2 separate regions of the Homo sapiens genome follow, and region 1 is linked to region 2. The links are chromatin contacts, found by Hi-C or POLR2A ChIA-PET in ENCODE. All regions are on one chromosome and are shown on one strand. The core of a region is the stretch at or near the end of the contact, and the rest is flanking DNA. Distances in the headings are between cores, read along the strand shown. Region 1 overlaps PRKAR1B (protein kinase cAMP-dependent type I regulatory subunit beta). Region 2 has its middle 71 kb from the start of FOXL3-OT1.

Region 1 (3,876 bases), core at 1,061-3,560, 220 kb before region 2:
ATCAGAAGGTCTTATGGGGCAGAGGAGATTTCTGTGGTGGCTTCCCCCCAACAGGGCTGGAGGGTGGCAGGAAGGTGCTGCTCCTCCTCTGAGCTTCTCTGCAGCTGAGCGATCCAGGAGAGAGCAGGGCAGGAGCCACAGTATCTTTTACAACCTGGCTTTGCAAATCTCAGACTCATTTCCTTAGCATTCTCTAGTTGGATCCGTCAGCCCTATTCATCGTGGTCTTAGTTGCATCCGTCAGCCCTATTCATCGTGGGACAGAGCACACAGGGTGTGGACACCAGGAGGCGAGTGAGGATCATTGGGGGCCGGCTGCCTCCATGCCAGGTGTAACAGAAATACTCAAAATAACAGTGTCTTAAACCACACGGCTGTTTCTCACGCTCTGGGAGTCTGTCTAGGGTGGGTGTGTTGTTCCATGGGGCCCGAGAACCAGCTTTCTCTTACTGATGCTCCTCAGGGGCCCAGGATGGCTGCTGCAGCCCCAGCCATCATCTCCACATGCCAGTCAGCAGGAAGGAGGAGAGGGGAGGGACATGTTCAGAAACTGCACATGCCACTGTGTCTGCGTGCCCCTGGTCAGCACTTGGTCAGTTGCACAGGTGGGAGGCACCTGGTAAATGCTGCTCACTGTGGTTTTCTGTCTCAGGGCATTACGGGAATTTGCAAAACAGCATGTCAGGAAGGGGTAAAATACGTCCCCATTCAAGTTGAGAGGCGGGGGCAGCTTTGGGGCTTTTAGGGCCCAGTCTAGGCTTTCCTTCTTGGTTCCGTGGTTCCTATCTAGGGTGGTCACTCAGCCCTGCGGAGCTGCAGTTTCTGCCTCTGGAAAATAAGGATAAAAGTATGTTCCCCTCTCAGGGTTATCTGTTGCGAGGTCGATGTGGGTCAGTGTGTCCAAGAGCCCCCCTCCCTGACCTGGAGTGGGCGTTCAACACAGCAAGTTCCCTCCTCCCTCCTTTCTCCACACCCCAGGGGACTTATCTAGGGTCACGGAAAAACCTCATCACTAGCATGTCGTCTCTCGGTCTGACTCACATCCCGGCGTACACCCTACTCGAACGCGTGGCCTCTGTCAGTGGATGATACCATTTGAATTTTAGCAAAGTCGAGCTTGCTGCTGTCCGGGTGGACTCTGTGTCTCTGTTTTTGGAATGTGCAGTGCTGAATCGTACCCACCGTGCGGCTGCTCTGTACAGTTGTGGAGTTCGTGCACTGTACAAAGGCCCAGGCAGAGGGTTGAGAGGGGCTGAGACCCAGGCTGCTTTCTGCACACCAGGCTGGAGCTGACTGCCTAGAGCAGGGGCCTCGTTCCTGTTTGCACCAGGGCCCATCAGCTTGATGGGATGTGTGTGCTTAAAGAAGGGGTGTGTTTTTCTAATTCACATTTATAATCCTAGTTTCTAGAATGAATTCTAATTTCTAATTCACATAACGCTGACAGGGCCGTGTTTGTTGGTATTGTATGATTCAGCATGCTTTTCCCAGGGTTGAGGGAAGTCAAGTATCGGCTTTTAATGGGTAACGAGGCAGCTTCAGGCACGGCTGGATCCAGGGTCTTAGCTGACGTCAGCCGCACTCTCCCTTCTACGTCATGTGCTTGAGTCTCTGTGTTGGCCTCAGTTTCTCCAGATGTGTTTATGAGCTCCCTGCCCTTCATGGCTAGAAACCCGGGTTCAGGCTCTGGCTGGCTGTGCGCTCACCGTGTGGAACTACCACGGGTCCTGGCTGGGTGGGGAACTCTGCTGCCAGCCAGGACACTTAGCAACCATGCCGGGAGCTTCTCCAGAAGCCCCCCGGGAGGAGGGAGGTGGGGGGCATAGGACACCGTGGCAGCTCACGCAGACTCCGAGTCGTCGAGGGCTTTGGGGACTTGGAATGCTTGGAGGGTCTCATTTAAAAGTTGAGAGTCATTTGGGGAAATCTGGAAACGTCAGGATGATCCAGGTATGAAGATTCACCTTCTTGTCTGTTTTTTACTTTCTCCCGAACAGGGCAGCACGCTGAGGAAACGCAAGATGTACGAGGAGTTCCTCAGCAAGGTCTCCATCCTAGGTCAGTGGCTGCGCCCCTGCACGGCTGTGTGTCCCGACATCTGGGCGCCTGCTGGCCACCCCGGCCTCTTCCCCATTCCCTGCGTGGCTGGCAGTTGAGTGTTGTTGGTATTATGGAGGTTTGGGGTGCAACACACAGGCATGCTCACGCACAGACACGTGCACAGATGACACACACTGTCACTTGTTGGCAAACCCCAAGAGCCTGCCTCCTCTCTCGTGGGCGGGGCTGCCCTGCTTCTCAACGTCTCTGCCATCCTGTGCGTTTCCTGTCTGCTTCTCCCTTTGCTGTCAGAGCCGCGCCCCCAGCCTTCCCTCCACACCAGTCCGTGTAGAGCTGAAAGCCAGTGTTGGCTCCCGGTACACGTGTGAGCTGGGTCGAGCTGCTTTCCCTGACCTGTGCTAGTTCCCTTCTAAGCGCAGTTTCTCTGGGAGCCGCCTCTGCCCTTTCTACGCCGCCATCATTGCTCTCAGTTCCGGGAAGGATAACGGCAGGCTGGGGTTTCAGGTGTGCCCAGGGCCCTTTCACCTTCGGGTGAGCCTGCTTAACGGCCTGGCAGGAAAGACGCTGCTGAAGCCTGAGTTATACGCGATGGCGCCAGCTGGGCCAGTGGGGGCTCCTTGGGCTAGAGCAGGCAGAACCGTGCAGGTGTGTGGGGGTGAGTGTGCACATGGGGGTGTGTGTGCGTGTGTGTGCATGAGTGTGCATGTGAGTGCACATGGGTGTACACGTGAGTGTGCATGGGTGCGAGTGCACATGCATGGGTGTGTGCATGTGTGTAGAATGCGTGTGAATTGCACGTGTGTGAGGGTGTGAGTGCACCGTGTGGGTTGTGTGTGGGTGTGTGCGCATGGGTGTGCATGCATGTGAGTGTGGGGGTTTGAGTGTGCACGTGTGAGGGGGTGTGTGTGCACCTGGGAGTGTGCAAGTGTGTGTGCATGGGTGTGCACGCATGTGTTTGGCACGTGTGTGAGTGGGTGTGTGCACGCGTGTGTGGGTGTGTATGGGTGTGCACACACGTGTGTGCGTGGGTGTGAGTGCACGTGTGTGAGTGGGTGTGAGTGTGCACTGTGGGTGTGTGCGTGTGTGCGTGGGTGTGCACACGTGTGGGGGGTGTGAGTGTGCACATGTGTGAGTGGGTGTGTGCGCCTGTGTGTGTGCACGTGTGTGTATGCAGTGTGGCTGTGCCTGTGTTCCTTCTTGGGGAGGACTTTGACCCCTGTTCTCTCTGAAATCCTTCTGTGAAATGTCGAGAAAGGAGCGTGCGGGTCTTTCCATTGTGGTAAAATGCACGTCACAGCACGCCGACCGTTTTGACCTTTCCCGGAAGCGCATTTCAGGGCCGTTGAGTCTACACACGACGTTGTCGGCACCGCTCCCATCCCAGAGCCCCGTCCTCACCCGAGACAGAGCCCCGTCCCTGTGAGCCGTCACCCCCCCTGCCCTCCCGGCCCTGGCAGCCCCCGGACCCTCCTGGTCTCTGTGGATTATTTGCCTGCTCGGGACGTTTCGTGGGAATGGAATCACCTGTGTGGCTTTGTGTCTGGTTTTAATTCTAGTGCCATTTTGAAAATGTCATACTTGGAAACACAAAACGAGTTGGTCCGCCAGATTTTATAGGGGCCGAGAGGGGGACATTTGCTCCCTCTGCAAAATCCCAAACGCAGGGCCTCTGCCGCCCGTCTGGGCGTCCCGCTGCCTTTCAGCCAGACCTGGGTGGTCCGGCCCCTGGTGCCCACCAGGCACTGCATAGTCAGCCCTGTGCCCACAGACTCCTTCATTCACCAGCGCTGTCGAGACAACGGTTGCTGCAGGCCA
Region 2 (3,627 bases), core at 165-2,664:
GAACCTTCTCAGGATGCCACAGGCTGCCTCCTGCACTTCCTGTCAGCGCGGCTTTTGCGTAGCTGTGGGCCTGACTCTCAGGGCCCCCCGCGTCCCAGGCTTGCCGGCTGCTCAACTGAAATCTCCTATGTGCACTCTTTTGCTTCCGGCTTCTTTCCCTCCATGTCATGCCACGAGGCCCATCCGGGCGTGTTCTGTCCCCTGACCTGCTCCCCTGCAGATCCGCGTTTGCATGGTCTCCAGCTTCTTGCGGTCACCAGTATTGCAGACGTGGGTGCTCGTGCGTGTCCTGGGCAGGTGCATGAACTCAGCCTCTGGTGTGTCCCAGGGGCCTGCTGGGCAGTCGCACGTGGCTTCGGAGCCTGAGTGGATGTTACAGAACCGTTACTCGAAGAGCATGCATCAGCTGCTCCCTTGCCAGCAATGCATGAGAGTCTTCCCACTAAGGAAAGGGGGCAGCCTGGCTGAGTGCAGTGGCTCATGCCTATGATCCCAGCACTTCGGGAAGCCAAAGCAGGAGGATCATTTGAGGCCAGGAGATCGAGCCCAGCCTGTGCCACATAGTGAGACCCTGTCTCTACAAAATGCAAAATGTAGCTGGGTGCAGTGGCATGCATCTGTAATCCCAGCTACTCAGGACGCCAAAACAGGGGCATCTCTTGAGCCCAGGAGTTTCAGACCAGTGTCGGCAACATAGTGAGACCATGTCTCTACAGAACATTTTAAAAATTAGTTGGATGTGGTGGTGCATGCCTGTAGTCCTAGCTACTCGGGAGGCTGAAGTGGGACGATCACCTGAGCCTGGAAGGTCAGAGCTTGCAGTGCGCTGTGATTGCACCACTGCACTCCAGCCTGGGTGACAGAGCCAGACCCTGTCTCAAAACAAAACAAATTCCAGGTTCAAATGCCCTCGCTGGTGATGTTTATCAATATATTCAAGAAACAAATAACACTATCTTTAACCCGTCAAGAGAACAGCAGTGAAGCAAGCATTCTCCATCCCATCTCAGGGGGCGAGAGGCCCTTGACACAGAAGGGAGATAACAGCTCCTAAAACATGGCAGTGAGGCTCAACGGCTGAGCGCGTGGACGGGATCGCACCTCGTGGCTGCCGTGTCTATCCCAGGACTAGAAGTGGTTCAGTGTCACAATGGCAATGAATAGAATCCTCCACACCAACAGGTTTAAGGGAAAAATCTTACAGTCATTTCAACAAATGAGAAAAGAATGTTTGATAAAAGTCAACGTCCTTTCAGGAAAAAGATACTTCAAGTAGGAACAGCAGCGCCTCCCTAACCTGATAAATGTGCAAACACCCACAGCAGAAGCACCCCCGGAAGCTTTTGCTTTGATATCGGGACCAAGGGGCGGTGCGTTCCAGCACCATTTCACCAGCGTCCTTCCGCAGGTCCGGGCCAAGGCAGGAAAAGGAAATGAAAGCTAACGAGATCGGAAAGGAAGAAATACAACTTCTGACAGTCACGGAGGATACGGTTATGTGTGTTCGAAGAGCTGAACAGCACCAGGGTAAATTATGAAATCAGTAAGACAGCTGGGCAGTTTGCTGGAGACAAAATCAATATACACAAAAATCAGCTGTTTTTCTTCATATGCCAGAGACAAAGTGAAATTTAGAAAAGATGTCATTTACAAAAGCCTGAGCCTATTAAATACTAGGAAGAACAAACAATGTGTAAGATTTTTATAGAGGAAGCTGATGTAAAAAAACATGGCTGAGAGACATTTGAGAAGACTCAAGTGAATGGTTCCTTAAATAACTGTATTCATGAACCGAGAAGTCCCAAGTTACAAAGATGTCAACTCTCCCCAAAGGAATTCAGGCATCTCACGTACTCCATAGCCAGACTTCTGCAATTGTTTGTGGTGGTTCATGGAAAACTGACTCTACAATTTATGTTGAAAGTCAAAGAACTGGGAATAGCTAAATCACTCTCGAAGGGCAGAGATCAGGGCAGGAACTGGGGATGTCTGTATTGAGGCTTATTAAAAAGTCATAACATTTGTGACAAGGTGATGCTGAGGTGGGGACAGAACAGTAGTCCACACAGCATGGAGTCGGGACAGGGAGGCAGCGGCGTGAGTGGGAGGGAGTCAGGACAGGGAGGCTGAGGCGTGAGTGGGAGGGAGTCAGGACAGGGAGGCTGAGGCGTGAGTGGGAGGGAGTCCGGACAGGGAGGCGGAGGCGTGAGTGGGAGGGAGTCGGGACAGGGAGGCTGAGGCGTGAGTGGGAGGGAGTCGGGACAGGGAGGCAGCGGCGTGAGTGGGAGGGAGTCGGGACAGGGAGGCTGAGGCGTGAGTGGGAGGGAGTCGGGACAGGGAGGCAGCGGCGTGAGTGGGAGGGAGTCGGGACAGGGAGGCTGAGGCGTGAGTGGGAGGGAGTCGGGACAGGGAGGCAGCGGCGTGAGTGGGAGGGAGTCGGGACAGGGAGGCAGCGGCGTGAGTGGGAGGGAGTCGGGACAGGGAGGCTGAGGCGTGAGTGGGAGGGAGTCGGGACAGGGAGGCAGCGGCGTGAGTGGGAGGGAGTCGGGACAGGGAGGCTGAGGCGTGAGTGGGAGGGAGTCAGGACAGGGAGGCTGAGGCGTGAGTGGGAGGGAGTCGGGACAGGGAGGCTGAGGCGTGAGTGGGAGGGAGTCGGGACAGGGAGGCAGCGGCGTGAGTGGGAGCGTGGCTTTGGGACAACCGGACGCCCACATACAGAAAGCAGAGAGTGCTGTCCCTCTCCACACCACTAAAGGCAGACCTGCATGGATTAAATTCCTAAATGTAAATAAACCCCGTCATGGTTTTAGAAGAGGATTTAAAGGGCTGTTTTCATGACTTTGAATTAGGGATGGATTTGTGAAACAATCTACAAAATTATTCGTCATAAAGGCAAAGATTGGTAAATTCTAAAACATTAAAATAAAGACATTCTGTTACATTAAAATCTACCATAAAAGGAGTGAAAAGACAAGCCCGAAGCAGGACATGTGCCATATATATATTTGACCAAAAAAGGGAGGCCCAGAAGATTTAAAAACGTCAACAGGCGTCGACAAGCAAAGCCCCCGACGGCGGAAGATGGGCACACGGAGTCACTGAACAGCTTCCCAGGCGTGACCAACGCTCGGCTCCTTCGCAATCAGGAAAACGCAAATTGAGATCACCACGAAGGACCCTTACGCACCAGCAGATCCGCAAAACTTAAAAAGCCTGGCCCTACCCAGGGCTGGCGAGGACGGAGCAAGGGGACCCTTGGCCAGACAGTGCCCGGTGGCACCAACACCCGGAGCTGCTGGGCTGCCCGCGTGGGGCCGGCACGACTCTCCACCTATCTCTAAAGACGTGCATGGCAGACTCAAGGAGTTTGTGGGATGTTCACGGCAGCGTTGCTCAGAAAGCAAGACGCTGGAAACCGCCGGAAGCCAGTCACAGCAGAGGGATGGCTCAGCCCTTTCACACCGGGGAGCACCGCGGGGCGACGTGCTGGCGCTGGCGGGAAGGAGGCTTGCGTTGTGCACTGGGGAATGGGGCACAGGCCATCGCTGGGGGTTCAGTTTTGTGTTTTGGGAGTTAAGAAACAAAGCTAAATAGTCTATGGCAAAACTGCATGGGAAAAGGCAAGGC

Evidence for each region. A loop is a pair of places that touch in the nucleus more often than their neighbours do. ChIA-PET counts read pairs that join two places held with the same protein, here RNA polymerase II (POLR2A). Pooled maps may share reads with other maps.
Region 1: a pooled map shows a loop between it and region 2 (3-fold over the local background). The contact joins two enhancer-like sites. A Hi-C loop is called at or near these places in 6 of 50 pooled maps. POLR2A ChIA-PET finds 5 or more read pairs at or near these places in 4 of 52 experiments (CD4-positive, alpha-beta memory T cell, Panc1, activated naive CD4-positive, alpha-beta T cell and 1 more).

What each region holds. Positions count from the first base shown.
Region 1 is chr7:582,690-586,565 of GRCh38, reverse strand. It overlaps PRKAR1B (protein kinase cAMP-dependent type I regulatory subunit beta), which reads left to right. Exons shown (of 11, transcript NM_001164760.2): 8 at 1,998-2,058. Among named protein-coding and RNA genes, the nearest start is that of PRKAR1B-AS1, 18 kb to the left of the region's middle. Within about 2 kb of position 2,310, at least 5 of the 41 ENCODE cell types and tissues checked have a DNase peak (open chromatin) inside an H3K27ac peak, as active enhancers do.
Region 2 is chr7:360,383-364,009 of GRCh38, reverse strand. No RefSeq gene overlaps it. Among named protein-coding and RNA genes, the nearest start is that of FOXL3-OT1, 71 kb to the right of the region's middle. Within about 2 kb of position 1,414, at least 10 of the 41 ENCODE cell types and tissues checked have a DNase peak (open chromatin) inside an H3K27ac peak, as active enhancers do.